Regions from separate parts of the Homo sapiens genome. Here region 1 is linked to region 2. A link is a loop called in an ENCODE intact Hi-C map of the cell type or tissue named here. Cell type or tissue: B cell. All regions are shown on one strand. Links, peaks and the distances in the headings refer to the core of each region. The heading gives the core; the rest is flanking DNA.

Evidence for each region. A loop is a pair of places that touch in the nucleus more often than their neighbours do. Peaks named below come from ENCODE experiments on the same cell type or tissue, not always from the same donor. Only the 100,000 strongest peaks of a DNase experiment are listed, where the experiment ranks them.
Region 1: a loop joins it to region 2, with 15 times the contacts of the local background. A loop is called at or near these places in 4 of 110 quality-filtered maps.

Annotation. Positions count from the first base shown.
Region 1 is chr3:129,520,420-129,528,432 of GRCh38, reverse strand. It overlaps IFT122 (intraflagellar transport 122), which reads right to left. Exons shown (of 30, transcript NM_052989.3): 30 at 7,926-8,013. Among named protein-coding and RNA genes, the nearest start is that of RHO, 4.2 kb to the left of the region's middle. RefSeq lists a silencer at 2,041-2,241. In B cell, for the core only: no CTCF peak of the experiment used is centred there; a DNase peak (open chromatin) is centred at 2,112; H3K27ac peaks cover 762 bases.
Region 2 is chr3:129,573,973-129,582,376 of GRCh38, reverse strand. PLXND1 (plexin D1) reads left to right here. Exons shown (of 36, transcript NM_015103.3): 9 at 3,944-4,048; 10 at 6,522-6,611; 11 at 6,815-6,908; 12 at 7,887-8,041. Among named protein-coding and RNA genes, the nearest start is that of PLXND1, 29 kb to the left of the region's middle. RefSeq lists an enhancer at 4,964-5,690. In B cell, for the core only: no CTCF peak of the experiment used is centred there; DNase peaks (open chromatin) are centred at 4,236, 4,726, 5,316, 5,936 and 1 weaker place; H3K4me3 peaks cover 1,370 bases; H3K27ac peaks cover 2,730 bases.

The DNA.
Region 1 (8,013 bases), core at 133-5,132, 51 kb after region 2:
GGGAGGAGAAGGTCCCCTAACTTCTGCATGACTTGTCTGTCCCAAGGTCCCAGCTCAGTCTGGTGGCCTGGGTTTGAAATAGGGACCATGGGCCTCTGTGCTATGTCCTCTGGACAGCTAGAGACTTTCTGGTTTATTCTCCCAGTCTCTCATCTCGTCACACAGCCCCTTACCTGTTCGTTCCCCCACAAGTTACCTCTGGAGTCATCCAGTCCCCACACTCCTCTGACAGGAGGAGCTCCATGAGGGCAGGGGCTGCAACCTGCAGCTTCCGTTTCTGGTGCCAGACACATAGCCTAGGGCCCAGGAGCCCAATCCTTGTTGCATGGAATTGGAATTCACTCTCTTGTTCGTTCATTAAACATTTATTTGCAGGCCCCTGGGAATACAAAGATGGAAAGAAACAGCCCTGCCCAGAGGAGCTCAGGGGCTGAGGAGGACTCAAATGTGGGAAGAAGCAGATTCCGTCCAGGGTGGCTGTGAGGTTGTGGAGACAGGGCCTGACTGCCTGGGGGTTGCAGTCTGGGAGGCCATGTTTGGGCCTTTGAGAGAAGGAGCAGTTTGCCAGGTGGCTAGGTGGGGAAGATCTGGGCTGGGGGCAGTTGTAATGGGTCTTGAACGCTAGGCCGGGGAACCTGGCTTTATCCAGAGGAAAGTGAGCAGTGGCTTGGGCAGATCACTGGTGTAGAAAGGTGACTCAAATGCCCCCAAAGATGGAGTGGAGGGAGGGAGGATGGAGGGGGCTACCAGAGCAGGGGAGGGGCAGAACCCTTCAGGGGACTCCAGTCTGAAGGGGAGGCTGGCCCTGGAGGCAGCAGACAGGGCACTGTTGGGGGAGGCCTAATCAGCCACGAGGGCCTCAAATGCCATGTACCAGGTGGCCCCACGAGGGCCGATTCCAGAATAGCAGGATGTACCGTGAGAAAGAAAGTAGTCAGAGCCTTGGGGGCAGATGACTGGGGGAAAATGGAGGCCAACACTGGCAGGTCCCCCTCTCCCCGTCGTCCAAGCAACATGATGACACCTCCCAGGAATGAAGTGGGGTGTCTGGGGCGGCCTGTGCAAGTGCTGAGAGTGCCCGACGTGCGGCCGCTCAGTGACCACTGTCCAGCCAACATGTGTATTGAGCACCTACTGTGGCCCAGACAAGGTGCTTGGTCCTTGGGGACACACAGGGTACACGAAAGAGCAAGCTCCTGCTCACAAGAAGCCAGTGTTTTTGTGGGGTGAGGGGGCACAGGGACCACAAACAAATAGAAGAGCGAATAACAGTAGGGACAGTTCAGTCGCAGCCACTCCCAACACAGGAGGCTTCTCTGAGAAGCTGGAGCTTGAGCTGAGAACGGAACAACAGGAGGAAGCTTCAGGGGAAGGACATCCAGGCGGAAGGACCCCTGAGAGTGCAAAGCCCTGATGCCTGGGAAATATCCCTTAATCTCTCTCTCACTGTCTCTCTTCCCACCCAGGATTCCCAGATCTGTCTGCTCAGAAGAGTGCCCCCTTCCCTGCAGCCCACCTGGGCTCCAGCCCCCTACCTGGCCTGGGTGGTGTTGGGTCTAACAGCGTTTGGCACACGTGGCAGGGCTAAGGCAGGGCGGGTGGGATGGGGCCTCTCGTAGTTTAAGGCGCTTGGCCTGGTGATTATGCCCAACGCTAATGAGGTTAAGGTGAGGGTTTGATTCTGACGTGGACCCTCATGGCCAGAAGGAGGGTGTCCTGGATGCCTTGGGTCAAGACTGACCCACAACTGGCCCCTCCCTGGCCGGGCTGAGCCCCCATCCCACACAGCTTAGCAGTACCTCAGCATCTTGCTTTTTGCATAGTGCTTCTGACAGCATGGAAGCTTTTTATTTGTGTTTTGTGCCCGTCTCCCTGCCTGTAACATGAGTCCACAAGGGTAAGCCTGGGTCTGTCTTGCTCACAACAGGGTTCCCAGAGACCAGCATGGTGCTTGGCCTGTAGTGGAAAGAGGTGGGATGATGTCTGTTTTGTTCACTGATGTGTCTCCAGGGCCTGGCACCTAGAAGGTGCTCCTGAATATTTGTTGAATGAACGAGTGAGTGGGGGAATGGACCTAGATGATCTCAGTACTTCCCCTCTCTGTCTCAGGTTCCTCCTTTGTGAGTTTCACAATTGCAACCTCATGGAGCCCTGGTGATGGGGAACTAACAGCCATCACTGAGGTGACAGTGCTCTTTATTCTGTAAAGCTTGACGAAGAAAAAAAAAGTTTTGAGACAAGGTCTCTGTCGCCCAGGCTGGAGTGCAGTGCCACAATCATAGCTCACTGTAGCCTCTGCCTCCTGGGCTCAAGCGATCCTCTCACCTCAGCCTCCTGAGTAGCTGGGACCACAAGTGCACACCACTAGTTTTTGTATTTTTTGTAGGGGTGGAGTCTCGCTATGTTGCCCAGGCTGGTCCTGAACTCCTGGCTCAAGCGATCCACCCTCCTCGGCCTCCCAAAGTGCCAGGATTATAGGAGTGAACCACCGTGTCCGGCCCAAGAAATTTTTTTTTAAACAAAAAATGCTCTTTGTTCAGGAAAACAGACTCATAGTGAGCTGGAAGGGTCATTCGAAGTCACCTACTCTGACCATCTCTGCTATATCCATTTTGCAGATGAAAAGACTGAGGCCTAGCTCTGCAGAGTTGCTCAGGTCCCGTTACAAATCAGTGACAGCCTGGGCTATAACCCACACAGTCAACTGGGCTTCCTGGGGTATCAGCTTCCCAAACCTGGCTATGCCTCCCTCCCCTCATCAAAGATAGCTCTCAGGAAAGACCAGCCAGCCATTCACACCATGGTATAAATGACTAAAGAAAGGTTTAGCTGGGGTAATGGAAAGGCCCTAGACTGAGTCACACAGGCCTGGCGTGGGGCAGTGGAAGCCTCGAGGAGAGGAGGCTGGATTCTAGCTGGTCTTTGAGTCACCATGGTAGTCCTGCTTCCTTCCCCTCTCTGGGCCTCAGTTTGCTCAGACGAGGAAGCCTCAGTGTGGGGTAGGGGCACACCCATCTATACAGTAAACCTCACCTGCTTTCTCCATGAGAGCCTGGTTCGTGAATCTTTAGACCCTATGGCCTTGGTTTCACTGTTCTCCCTCATTGGGCAAGGCTCTTTTCCACCCACCCTTACATCTGGACTGAGGCTACACAGCCTGGGTGCAGCCAGCTACCCCGCCCTCCCGAGAGTGTGCTTCGGTTCTCCACTCTGTAAAATGGGAATGATAATAGTGCCTACCTAATAGGATTATTGGGAGTGCTTGTAAGTGATCAATATATTTGTTGCTGACAGTATTAATCTCTTCCTGAGTCTCCTTCAGGTCTCCGCTCACACTCATGTCCTTGGAGAGACCACCCCTGACCATCCTACACACCAGGCACCCCCACCAGGTTTAGCTGTTTTGAGACAGGGTCTCACTCTGTCACCCAAGCTGGAGTGCAGTGGTGTGATCTTGGCTCACTGCAACCTCCTCTTCCTGGGTTCAAGCGATTCTCCTGCCTTAGCCTCCCAAGTAACCAGGACTACAGGCATGTACTGCCATGCCTGGCTAATTTTTATATTTTTAGTACAGACAGGATTTTGCCATGTTAGCCAGGCTGGTCTCTAACTCCTGATCTCAAGTGATCCATCCGCCTCGGCCTCCCAAAGTGCTGGGGTTACAGGCGTGAGCCACCACACCTGGCCTATTGTTTTTTGAGACAGGGTATCACTCTGTGACTCAGGTTGGAGTGCAGCGGCATGATCATGGCTCACTGCAGCCTCAACCTCCTGGGCTCAAGCGGTCCACCACCTCAACCCCTGAGTAGCTGGGACCATTGGTGTGTGCCACCATGCCTGGCTAATTTATTTTCATTTTTGTAGAGTTGGGCTCTCCCTATATTGTCCAAGCTGTTCTCTAACTCCCAGGCTCAAGTGATCCTCCTGCCTTGGGAGCCACTTGGGAGGCTGTAATCTCAGCCTCCCAAAGTGCTGAGATTATAGGTGTGAGCAACCACACCCAGCCATGTTCAGTTTTTACACAGTCATTACCATCAGCGACTATCTCATTTGTCTTCTTAAAACAATTTTTAAATGTTTTTTAGAGATGAGTCTTGCTCTGTTGCCCAGGCTGGAGTGCAGTGGCGCAATCATAGCTTACTGCAGCCTTGAATTCCTGTCCTAGGCTCAAGTGATCCTCCTACCTCAGCATCCCGAGTAACTGGGTCTACAGGCATGCCACCACACCTGGCCTCATTTGTCTACTTATTGACTGACTTCCCATCTATTTCTAGAATGCAGGACCAGCCTGGCCTGTTCATCGCTGCCTCTGAGCTCACAACCCATAGGAGGTGTTCAATAAACATTTGTTGAATGAATGAACAACTCCTCCTGCCCCCTATGAAGAGGGTCTAACTCCCCACTGACCACTGAGGAATCTGGGGTATGCAGGGTCAAAGTTCCTCTGCAGAGCTGGGATTTGAACACAGGCCTGGCCAGCACCCACACCTTGTGTCGGGCAGTCCAGAGAAACCCATGGTGTGGGTGTTGGCCAAGCTGGCATGTGGGGGGCTTTCTAAGCCAAGATGGCTGGATGCAGCCATCTTGGGGCACCCGAGTCCCAGCCCTCGGGAGCCCGGCTAGGGGCTTTGCCTTTGCCTCGGTGGATTAGGGGCTTAGCTTGCAGGGCACAAATCGCTCTTCAGCCTCTGCAAGAGAGGAGCTGCTGTGAGAGGAGCTGCTAGGTCAGCATCCTTCTCCTCCTTCTCCTCCTCCTCCTCCTCTTCCTTGGCTTTCTTTCTCCTGGTCCCCCACATGGCTCAGCCCCACCAGGCTGCGTCACCAAGGCTACATGAGGCCTTCAGCGGTACTGAGAGCATCAAGGGGGAATAAGGGAGGGAGAAAGACCAGCTCTCATTCCCTCCTTCCTCTTTCTCTTTTCTACCCTAGCATTTGCCAAACTCCTTATATGCGCCAGGCCCTGGGGACGCTGAGGTGGATCCCACATGGTTCCTGCTTTCAAGGGGCTCCCAGTCTCAGGGGGTACTGATCGGAAACTAAACATGAGAGATGAGCATTTTCTCCCAGTCCCAGTGCTGTGGGAGCCCAGAGGAGCAAAAGGTGGACCAGGAGGGTCAAAAGAGTCTCCCAAGCAGGGCAGGTAGGGAGGGCCAGCTGGGCCTGGAGGTGCTGGGCCCCCCAGGGTGGCGTGCTGGGGATAGAGGGCAGGCCTAGGGGTCTGGGTGTTGGCTGAATTGCATGGGCAGCTACTGCGGGTGGCAAGCAGGGAGGGCCATGACGAGGTCTCCATACCAGGCCAGTGTTCTGGATCTGCAGGGGGAGAATCAGGGAGGCTCGGGGTAAGCACCCTGCCCAGTGGTGGCCTCTGCTGTGGGCACACAGACTCCAAGCCAGGGAAGAGACACAGAGCGACCTTGGAGGAGGGGCCTCTGCCCACCTGTGTGACAGCCACCAGGGGCTCCTAGCTTCACAGCCTTGCTGGGGACAGATGGGAAACCAAGGCCCGGGGACCTCCAGCTGCCTGAGGTGCGTCTCCAGTCAGGTCCACCTGAGGCTGCTCAGTCTACCTCTCCCTTACTTCCTCCTTCCAAGAACATGGGCACAATGTTGAGCACTTGGAGATGAGAGATCAGGACCAGTCCCAGTCAGATGGGGTCTCCCTATATTGTCTGAGCTGGTCTCTAACTCCCGGCTCAAGCGATCCTCCTGCCTTGGCCTCCCAAAGTGCTGAGATTACAGGTGTGAGCGACCACACCCAGCCATGTTCAGTTTTTACACAGCCATTACGATCAACAGTTATCTCATTTGTCTTCTTAAAACAATTTTTAAATGTTGTTTAGAGATGAATGTTGCTCTGTTGCCCAGGCTGGAGTGCAGTGGTGCAATCATAGCTTACTGCAGCCTTGAATTCCTGTCCTTGGCTCAATTGATCCTTCCACCTCAGCCTCCTGAGTAGTTGGGACTACAGGCTAAAGGCCAGAATCACTGCCCCACCGTGCAGCCTTCAGCAGCTGCTCCTCTCTGGCCTCAGTGTCCTCTTAGTTCAATGGGCATCACCAGGTCCCTGTGGTGCCTTCCTTGTCACAGGCACTTGAGGGGTCAACAGGATCATCATCCAGCGCTGTTCACAGACGCAGACTGAGGCTGGAACCTCAGAGTCAGAGCTGGAGGGGGCCCTTTTGTGCAGATGGGGAAACAGCCTTGGAGAAAAGACTGGACTTGGTTCAGACCCAGATCAGGCTGAGAGAGAAAAGCAGCCAGACACAGGGCTTATGCACAAAGGTTGCACCCAGGTGCGACCAAATATGCCTTGGCTTAATGCATATTTGCTGAATGAAAAATAACATGACTGAGGCTCAGTGTCATCACCTGTGTAATAGGCAGCCTTGGATGATGCACGGAAAGTGCATCTGAATGAATAGGGGTCCTACTCAGGCCTCTAGAGCTGAGCTTCCTGGGGCAGCAGAGCCCGGCACAGCACACTCATTTTTGTGTTCTTCGGCTGAGGGGATGCATGCTGGAGTCTCGGCTGGAACCCTCCCCTGCCTCCAGCCAGGGACCATCTGATCTGTCACTGTGATTGACTGCTGGGTAGCTGGAGCTGTTTTCTCCCTCTCCCCTTTTTCCCAGCCATATGCAAATGATTTCAGTTGAAGTCATGCGCTAATGGAAATCCTAACACATTAATAAATGTTTAGTGAGAGAGCGCATGCATGATGGTAAGTAATTAGACACTCGACGGAGGAGTTCTGTTGGCACAACTGTCTGGCTCCCTTTCTTTATTTTCCTCCATCATCTCCAGAGAGATGCGGAGGGAGGCAGGGAGGAGGGGCGGTCTGGGGTGGGGCAAGGGCTCTGGGATGGGGCTCTAGCTCCGACACTTCCCACTGGGGGCCTCTGCAGCCACTCTCCTTGGGGTCTCAGTGTCTGCGTCCCTCCAGTGGGCATATTTGCCCTGCCCTGACCCCTGCACAGGTAGGTTGTAAGGAATCAATACTGCAGCACGAGGGGAGGGTGCGTTTCGGCATGGCATGACAGCCCACACCCTCTCTCCTGCCTGTGCCAGCTGTTCTTGGGCTTTTCATGAAGTGCTGCATTGCCACCTCTGGCAGGTGGACTGGGGGTGAAAGGGGCAGGGCCTTGGGGCTGGACACATCATGGGCCGCCCCTCCCAGGGCTGGAGGCAGCCCCTGGGCCCTGGCAACCCCCTTCCCAGCCCCACTGGAAATCATAACTCTTCCTTCACAGGGCTGCTGAGAGGCCTGAGACAGCATGGAACGTGGCTGGTGCCAAAAACGTCCCCCATACATGTGAGTTCTCCTTAGCTTCTGTGTGCTGTTCCTTCCATGCCCTCAAGCTGTTGGACTGGACACCAGTGATGCCTGAGGGAACAGACCTTGGCAGTCTGGAATCTCAAACGGAAACCCCCTGCTTAAGGAGCTGTTCCAAAGGGAAGAGTCTCCATTGGGCTGGGGCTGCTCTGTGGGGCTGGGGAAGGTGGATGGAAGAGGGCGGCTCCAGAGCCTGGACAGGAGCCTTGACTGGGCTACCAAACAGGAGCCTTTTTTTAAACTCCTGCCATCTTCTTTGGACCCACGTATTTTCTCTTGTCAAGATGGATCCCCATTAAATCAAAATAAATAAACAAAAAAACCCCCTGCTCCCCCACCCCTTTCTATATTGCCATTTTGATTAAATGTTAAGAGCACACAAATGTAATGTTCCTTTCAAATTAGAAACAGGTGCACTTTTGCATACGGAAATTAAGTTGCAGACAATAAGATGATTTGCTAAAATGTAGATGCTGATGAAAATAAGGAGCCCTTTTGTCATTATTGAGGCAATCTGTTGGCAAAATGTACATGCTAACGGTCTGACAGATCGGCGGACTCCAGCAGGCTGCCACGAACAACTCGGAGCCGTTCTGAAAGTAACAGATTTTTTTCCTTAGAAAATATATGTACATTCTCTTCCTCATCTCCTGGTGCTATTTACAAGGCATGAAATGCCATA
Region 2 (8,404 bases), core at 2,788-7,787:
CTGGGCACACATCCCGGGGAAGCAGCCCCAGCGCCCAGAGCCTCTGCAGCCCCAGCCTTTTTGCACTGAGCTCAGAGAATCTTCTCAGGAATCCCTGAAGCCCTGTCTACCCCGGCAGTTGCTAAGGAGGGGGCCCCATGGCCTCAGCCTGGAATCCCCTGCTCGCTCGCAGTGCGCAGCACCTCCCACCTGAGCCCCATAACTGCTTTGAAGAAGAGCCTGGCAGGGGCCATGCTTAATTCTATTCGAAGAGGGGCTTGGCAGCAGGGGGCTTCCAGCACTGGAGGAGAGCCCAGTGGAGTCGGTGCAGTGAAACCATACGGGAGCCCTGAGCTGCTCCTGGACCCCCAGATTCCACAGTTGGGACCCCACTAGGACTCCTGCTCCTGTCTGGGGACCCCATCTCAATCACGTCTCTTCCTTCCAGCTCCCAGCCCAGGGTTGTGTACACAGCAGGGGCTCGGTTATGGTGGTGGGAAGCATCACACTGGGCAGCAGCCTGCTTCTTGTGCGCTAACCTAGGGGATGCGAGGAGGACCCAGCCTCGTCACAGTCCGTTCAGCATTTATTGAGTGCCTGCTGTATGCCTTAGTCAGTACTGGGCCCTGGGAAAGAACCGAGTTGGACTAGTCCTGCCATCACGAGCCAAGAGCCTCAGGTGTGAGCTGTGGCTGTATGATCTTAGGGAAGCTACTGAATCTCTCTGTGCCTCTGTTTCCCCATCTATAAAATGGGACCTGCCTGAAGGGTTTGGTGGGGATCTGGAATTATGCCCGTAAGATACCAACTCTATACTTGGCACATAGTAGATGCTCACTACAAAGCCACCATGCACCTTGGGAACTGATGGCCACTCTCTGTGGGTGGGCCAGAGTGAGGATTTCAGAGAGAGGATTTCAGAGAGAGGATTTCTCTTGAGAGGGGACCTTCGTGCTGGGTCTTGAGAGATGCATAGGAGCTCACCAGCTGGGAGGGAGTTCCATGGCAGCGTCCTGTCAGATGGCTGTCCCCCAGGTCTGCAGTTCTTCAGGCCAGGAGCTGGGGTGGAGGCACAGAGGAAGCCTGTCTGAGAATTACAGTAACTAGCCGAAGAGGCAGCTCTGCCCCGGGCGTGCAGGAGGCTCTGAACTGATGTTTAATTTGGCATTTAATGAAGTGCCAGTTAGTCGTAGTGGTGCCGTGGTCTCTGTGTGAACAGCAGGCAGCAGGCAGCGGGATCTGCACACCACGTGGCCCCTCGGGAGCCGGGAGAAGTGTCCCTGGGAAGGGAGGTGCTAGGGCCTGAGTCTCCTGTCACGTTCCCATTGTCCCTCATGGTCCCCGCGTGAAAGATGTGCAAAGTGGAGGATGCTGGAAGGAGGGCTTCAGCTTTAGGGGAGGCTGGGAGGAAGGTGGATGTGTGCCCCGTTTGCAGGTGCCTGAGGGATGAGGTAGCTTCCCTGGGGGTGGCTTCCCAAGGACCACTCATAGGTGTAGGTGGTCACTACGGGCCAGTGGAGAGAGTGGGGTGGTAGGAACATGGGGGCAATTGTGGGGGTCCCTGGGGGTACAGAGACGTAGGGAGGGACCAGGTGGATTCAGGGTCCCTGGGTTGTTGAGTGCCTTGATGGTTTGGGACACCAGTTCTTCCCCTGGAGTTTAGGAGAGGCCCTGTGAGAGCCACGAGGACTCCTCCAGCCTCGGTTCTCTAGAATGGGGGTGAGCATCCACCTGGCCACAGGTTACAAGTGGCTAAGGGGAGTGGGGTGGCCCTCGGGGATGGTCACACATCATTCACTGTGGGGGCCCTCTTGTGAGAGCGCCTCCTGCCCTGACTCTCACACCTCAGCCCCACATCAACACCTACCCACCGGGTGGGCTGGGGCCAGGAGGACAGAGGCTGGGCCCCAGCCAGCCGCAAAGCAGACCTGGCAGTGGCTTCGAGGCCTGAGTGGAAACATGGATTCCATGCCCTCGGATTCCGTGGGGTTTACACACAGCACAGGATGGCAGCCTGCGGTCTGCAGGGGGCCCGCCGCTGACTCCGTCTGGGCCCCTCCTTGGTAGGAACACGGAGGCCCGGAGAGGGTCAGTGGCTCGTGTATTCTGGCACAGGGAGCCAGCAGCACCCGGGCCTGGCTATGCTGCTTCTCTTGCCAAGCCCCTGAGGTCTGCACCAGACCCTGTCCCTAGGGGAACTCACCACTCTGGTCTCGTGGTCAGCAAATGGTCTGGACAACTGGAGCCTTCCTGTGTTGCTCATTCCACTGTAGGCAAACTGCTTTGCTTCTGTGTGCCTCAGTTTCCTATTCTGTAAAGTGGGTGTAATGATAGTATCTACCTCCTAGGGTTGTTGGGAGTAGAATTTGGTAAATTAAAAGAGTGCAAAGTGCTCAGAACGGTCCCAGCAGAGGGAGGGCTAGATGAGCTGGTGACTGCCACTGTTATTAGCATTATCGTCATCAGTTCTTGTTGTTGGCATTGGCATCCCCTCGAGGTCCGGTTTTGGGCTGGGGTCCCTGAGGGGAATCAGTCCCTGTCCTGCTCTCATCTGGTGTAGAATAAAGAAGCGTCTCATATTTTGTCCCAAGGCCTTTGGCCTGGCTGGGTGACCTCACGTGGACACACGTGGCCCATGGACGCTTTTGCTTTCTGGCCTGATTCTAACCCAGATCCTTCTGCAACCAGCCTTGGGAAGGAGGGCAGAGTAGGAAGTCCCTGAGCTGAAGGGTGGTTGTAGTCCCCTTGGCATGGGTGTGGCTGCTCCAAGGTCCCCAGTCCTGCCCTGCTCATGGTCCCAGCAGGTCAGATTCGGGAGCAGGAGGAGGCAGGAATGGCTCACTGGGGCCACCAAAGCTGGAGAACACAGGGCAGGTTGGGGGGTCCATACCTCCCAGCTCAGAGCGATCACTAAGGTGGACATGGCGGGAACAGCCCTGCCTCTGGTCTCTGCCCCTCCCCCAGGCCTCAGTTTCTTATTCTGTACAGTGGAGCATGGATCCCAGGAGCCTGGAGACAGCAGTTCCCAACCAGGCCTTGAATCCCTGCAGCGGGGCTAGACCTCTGCATCTTAACACGCGCCCCAGCTCGGAGGACCCCAGAGTCAAGACACCTGGGGCTTCAGGGGCCAGCCCTGTCCTCCGCCCTCAGGCAGCTCACTGCTCTTGGAGGCTCAATCTCCCCTCCCTCCCTTCCATCCTTCATCCCTCCTTCCTTCTTTCCTTCCCTCCCTCCTCCCTCCTTCTTTCGTTCCATGAAGCAGCTGCTCTGCCAGGCCTCAGTGACTCCACCACCAAACAAGAGCCAACCATGTGCTGTCCCCCCATGAGCCCGGGGCCCTTCCTGGGAGTATCTGGGGCTGGCACCTTCACCTAGAGGCTGTGACTTATACCCGGGCTGTGGGGAGGGGTGTCCCCTGGAGACCGGTGGTATCTGGCCCTCTGAAATGTCCTCCTGGTATTCAGAGCCCTCCCTGTGCCTTTCCTATGGGCTGTTTGGAAGCCCAAGGTTTCTCTTTTCTGAATCGCTTAACACGGGTCAGTCAGGAAGCTGGAGTTTCAGCCCTGGGGGCATCTCAGGGAGTGGGTGCAGCCCCCCTGTTCTACTATTGGGAAAGGTGAGGCCCAGAGACAGGGAGGAGCTGGGCCTGGAGTTCAGCCTCCCAGCCTCGTCTGAGGCCAGGGAGCACTCATGGAGGAAATTGGCCCCACCACTGGGCGGGTTATGCCATCTGCCTGTGCCCACCTTCCTCATCTTTAAACAGGGCCAATGCGACCTGCCCATAGGATGGAGGGTGGTGGCGAGTGGGAGGCACGGGGTGGGGCTGGTGGCCGTTAGGACTGAATGACTAGTGTTTTCTCCTCAGGAAGGCAGGACTGAACCAGGCAGGCTGGGGTGCAGTGAGTCCTCCTGCCTCTTCTCTGAAATGCCCCTGTGTCACCCTCTCCTTCTGTTTCCTCTGCAGAGCCCTCAGGACTGCCCCCGGACCCTGCTCTCACCCCTGGCACCCGTGCCTACGGGTGGCTCCCAGAACATCCTGGTGCCTCTGGCCAACACTGCCTTTTTCCAGGTAAGTAGAAGCCAGGCCAGCGCCGGGTGGGGCCAGGAGGAGGCCGGGGAGCACGCAGGCCACTAACTGCCCCCATGTCCTGGTGTGACCCCTGCTCTGGGCCCACTGCAGTGCTTTCGCACCTGTGTGGGCTTTGCTTTTCTTTCTCTGAGTTTCCACCTTCTGCATGAGGAAGCCCCACTCTGACTGCACGGGGCTGCAAGAAGAGGAAGTGGTGAGGGCCAGGCCAAGGGGGACAGCTGGGGGCCAACAGCTGCCAAGGGAAAGCCAGTGCCCCCAGGCTCTCCTGCCCCGTGCCACAGCCGGAGGGTGGACGCTGCCCTATCCTGTCCTCCCTTAGCCTGAGCTGTGACCCTGGACACACCCACCCACCGCCGAGCCCACTGCCCCGTGGGTGGCTTCCATGTCTTCCCTGCAGAATGACCAGAGAACCCCTTGGCCACCCCATTCCCCATTGTCCAGATGGGGAAGATGAGGCCCAGGAAGGAAAAGTAGATGACGCCAGATCACACAACACAGGGCTGGACTTGTGCTTAGCTCTGGACTCCCCAACCAGTGCTCGTCTTTGCAACTAGCCCCGCCCCCACCATCTGGGCTGGGGGTTGGGGACGCAGCTCCTTTCTGGACCCCTCCTGGAGGCGCGTCCTGGGTGGGAAGCGTTGACGAGTCCTGGAGGCGTGCCAGCCACCCCCCTCCCCACCTCCCTGGAACTCGCCATCTGTTACTTCCATGGAGGAGCTGAGGCCCGTGAGAGCTGTCACACGTGGTGGCCACGTGCCGGGCATCTGGGATGTGTCGGGAAGCCTCGTGGCAGGGGCTGGAGCTCTGGGAGGGCTAGGGTGGGGCCTGCCCTCAGCCCTCAAGCCCCACCCTGCAGGAGTTGGGGCAAGCGCCTCCAGGATCAGCCAGGGGGCTGGGTGGGTGGGCAGGATGGCTCTGCCCCTGGGCCGTGGGCGCCTGGGATGGGGAGGTGTGAGCCTGACTTGAGTCCTGCCGATTCTTCCCAGCTGTGTGGTGGGGCAGCCTCCACTCTGACCGAGCTGCAGGGGCGCCTGCCCTCCTGCTCCCCAGGGCCTGCTCCTAGAACACTGAAGTCAGGCCCAGCGGTGGGGGCCTGTTTGCTGAGCCTACACCCTGGGGAGCTCTGGGACGGGCCGGGTGTGCTGTTCTGAGGTGGCTGAGGACTAAGAGGAGGGACCCATCTCCAGCTCAGCATGGCAGGGGACAAAACGGGCTTTTGGCCCCGTCAGCAGCCACTTTCCTGTGTTAGCTTCCGGGCTGGGACCCCAGAAGCAGGGAGGTTGACCTGCATTCTCCTCAGGGTGTCACATCTGCCAGCCACAGGGACATAAACAGGAAGCTCTGCCACGCAGCTGGCTGGGTGCTTGGCGTAATACACAAAACCTGAGTCTGTTTACTCAGCAAATATGTATTGGTGCTGCTCCTGAGAAGGCCAGATGAGCCTGGGGAACTGAGCCTCATGACACAAACATTATTGGATACCTCCTGCATACTAATGATAGCAAGCACATATTAGGCCCCTACCGTGTGCGGCCCCTTGAGGTACACAATCTCCAGTTTTCCCAGCAACCCTATTCCCATTGTCCAGGTAGGAAAACCAAGCCTCAGAGAAGGGGTCAACTTGCATGAGGTCACATAGCTGGGACATGCAGAGGTGGGGTTTGAACCCAGGCCAGGGCTCTTCCAGCTGCTTTCTGCTGCCCTTGGGGGTGGTGTCAGAGCGGCCGAGCCCTGACCGTCCCCGGTTGGCGAGGGGACAGGTAAGCAGCCAGGCAAGAGGCTAAGGGTGATGCCTGGCACACAGGGATGGGGGCAGCTCTAGGAGCTTCGTAGTGCCCCAGCAGACACCTGAATAGTTGCTGCTGAGGGAATGAATGAGGATCAAGTGAGGCACACCCCTTTGATTTGAGGGCAGCATCTGGGAAGGCTTCAGAACAGGGGGCTTTTAAGCTGGATCCTGAAGGCTGTGTTGAGCTTTGCTGGGTGGTAGAAAGGAAGACAGGTGTTCAGGCGAGGGGAGGGCTCAGGCAAAGGCCGGGGCAGGAGAGTCTGGCCGTGTTGGGCGTTGGGGCACGTCTGAGCAGGGCCTGGTAGGGCAGGATGGGAGGTGGGAAGGCTCGAAGAGCAGGGGAACCCCGCTGGGAGTGGAGCCTTAGGAGCTGAATACAAGGCCCCTGGGTTAGATCACTGGGGATGCTGGAGAGGCTTTTAGTGGTGCTGAGCGCATGAGGCCAAAGTTCTTGGCATTCCTGCACTGCTTGCCTCCCTCAAACATTGGACGTGATGGCCAGGAAGGGGATTTTGGGGGACGGGACAGCCCATGCAAAGGCCTGACAGTTCGACCAAGCCCACCTTTCCCAGCAGGAGCCCGTGGTGTCCTGCTGGAGTTAGAGGGCAATGCATGCTGGCTTGGTTCTCCTCAAACCCGCCTCCCACTCCCTGTTTCCCACAGGGTGCAGCCCTGGAGTGTAGTTTTGGGCTGGAGGAGATCTTCGAGGCTGTGTGGGTGAATGAGTCTGTTGTACGCTGTGACCAGGTGGTGGTGAGTGGGGTGACTCCAGCATGGGCGGAGGGCGGGCCTGCGTTAAGTCCAGATGCTGTACCCCTCACCCCACCCTGCCTCTCTCTACCTTCTGGTTCCCCCATCCCCAGCAGCCCCAACTTCATCTGCCTCCATGACACCCATCCCCAGCAGAGCCCCAGGCATTGCCCATGCCCCCTATGCTCTTTTCTGCCCTTTTGCAGCTGCACACGACCCGGAAGAGCCAGGTGTTCCCGCTCAGCCTCCAACTAAAGGGGCGGCCAGCCCGATTCCTGGACAGCCCTGAGCCCATGACAGGTGGGCACCCCCACCCGCCCCACATGGCCTCGGGGCCTCAGTGCAGTGGGTGGGGCTCAGCCTTGTGCGACTCATTCCAGTGGTTGCCCCAAAGCCGCAGATGTCCCACCCCATTGTTCTCCAGCACACACACAGCCTCATATCCCAGCCCTGCCATGCCATGCCAGGCTCCAGGCCTTGGGGTCTCCGTGCATAGTTTCCCCTGCCTTCCTGGGCCTGATCGTCCCCATAGGAAACAGGACACAGTCCCTCTGCAGAGCTTGTAAGGACCTGATGAGCCAGGGCTCGCCCAACCTTGAGCGTGGCATCTGGGGTGTGGTCAGCTCCCCTCGCGTGGCAGCTGTGCAGTTGCTGTGACTGTCTGTGTTGGGTCCACTCTCCAGGGGCTCCTCTGTTCATGGGGAGTCTCAGGCATCCCTGGTGGACGTGGTGCCCTCCAGATTCCCACCATGAAGGTCCCAGAACGGCCCTGCATACCCAAGGTCCTGGAGAACCCTCCCTGCCCTCCTCTTTGGGCTACTTGGAGGGTTTGAAGCCCCAAAGTACTCATAGTCCACATTACTCAGGGATCCCCAGCATCCTAGGGCCCCGCCGGGGTTGATCAGACCCACTGAGGTCTGGGTGGGATCTGGCTTTACCACCCACAGGCCTCGTGAGCTCAGGCGAGTCCCTCCTGTCTGAGCGTCAGCCTCTTCTCTGTAAAGTGAGGCTGACCTGAGGCTCCCAGCTGGAGTCTCTGTGAGGGGAAGGAAATCAATGAAGCAGGGGCTGCACTGTGCTCAGCACAGGCCCCAGGGGTTTGGGGAAGGGGCTAAGAACCTCAGGGGATCCTGACCCCCAGAATCAGGACTTCCTCTGGGTGGGGCACCACAATGATGGGGCGCAGACCTCTTGACAGTTGTTGTGTGTGGAGGGCACAGCGGTGTTGGGGCATGCACCGCAGAGCGGGGCTGACCGAGCTGCCCCGTGTCTCCCCAGTCATGGTCTATAACTGTGCCATGGGCAGCCCCGACTGTTCCCAGTGCCTGGGCCGCGAAGACCTGGGTCACCTGTGCATGTGGAGTGATGGCTGCCGCCTGCGGGGGCCTCTGCAGCCCATGGCTGGCACCTGCCCCGCCCCCGAGATCCACGCGGTAAGCATGCCCAGTGGAGGCACGTGGCACCCGCACTCCGGCACGGCGCATGCGCAGTGCCCTCGAGGGTCCCACTTCTTGGGGACCCAAACGGCACATACACCGACACATGGGTGCAGTATCACCTGTGAACAAAAGGAAGTGCTCTGCCTCACAGAGCTGATGTTTCAGTGGGGGAGGTGGACAGTAATAAATAAGGAAATGAATAAATTATAGAAGGCATTGGAAGTGTGGCGTGGAGGAGACACCGAGGGCTGAATGTTGTTAGTTTCAGGGGATACCATGATCACTAAAGCCACCAATGACATGGCCAAACATTGCTCCTGGAAGCTGACCTCAGCATCCTCCAGGAGACCCCCTAAG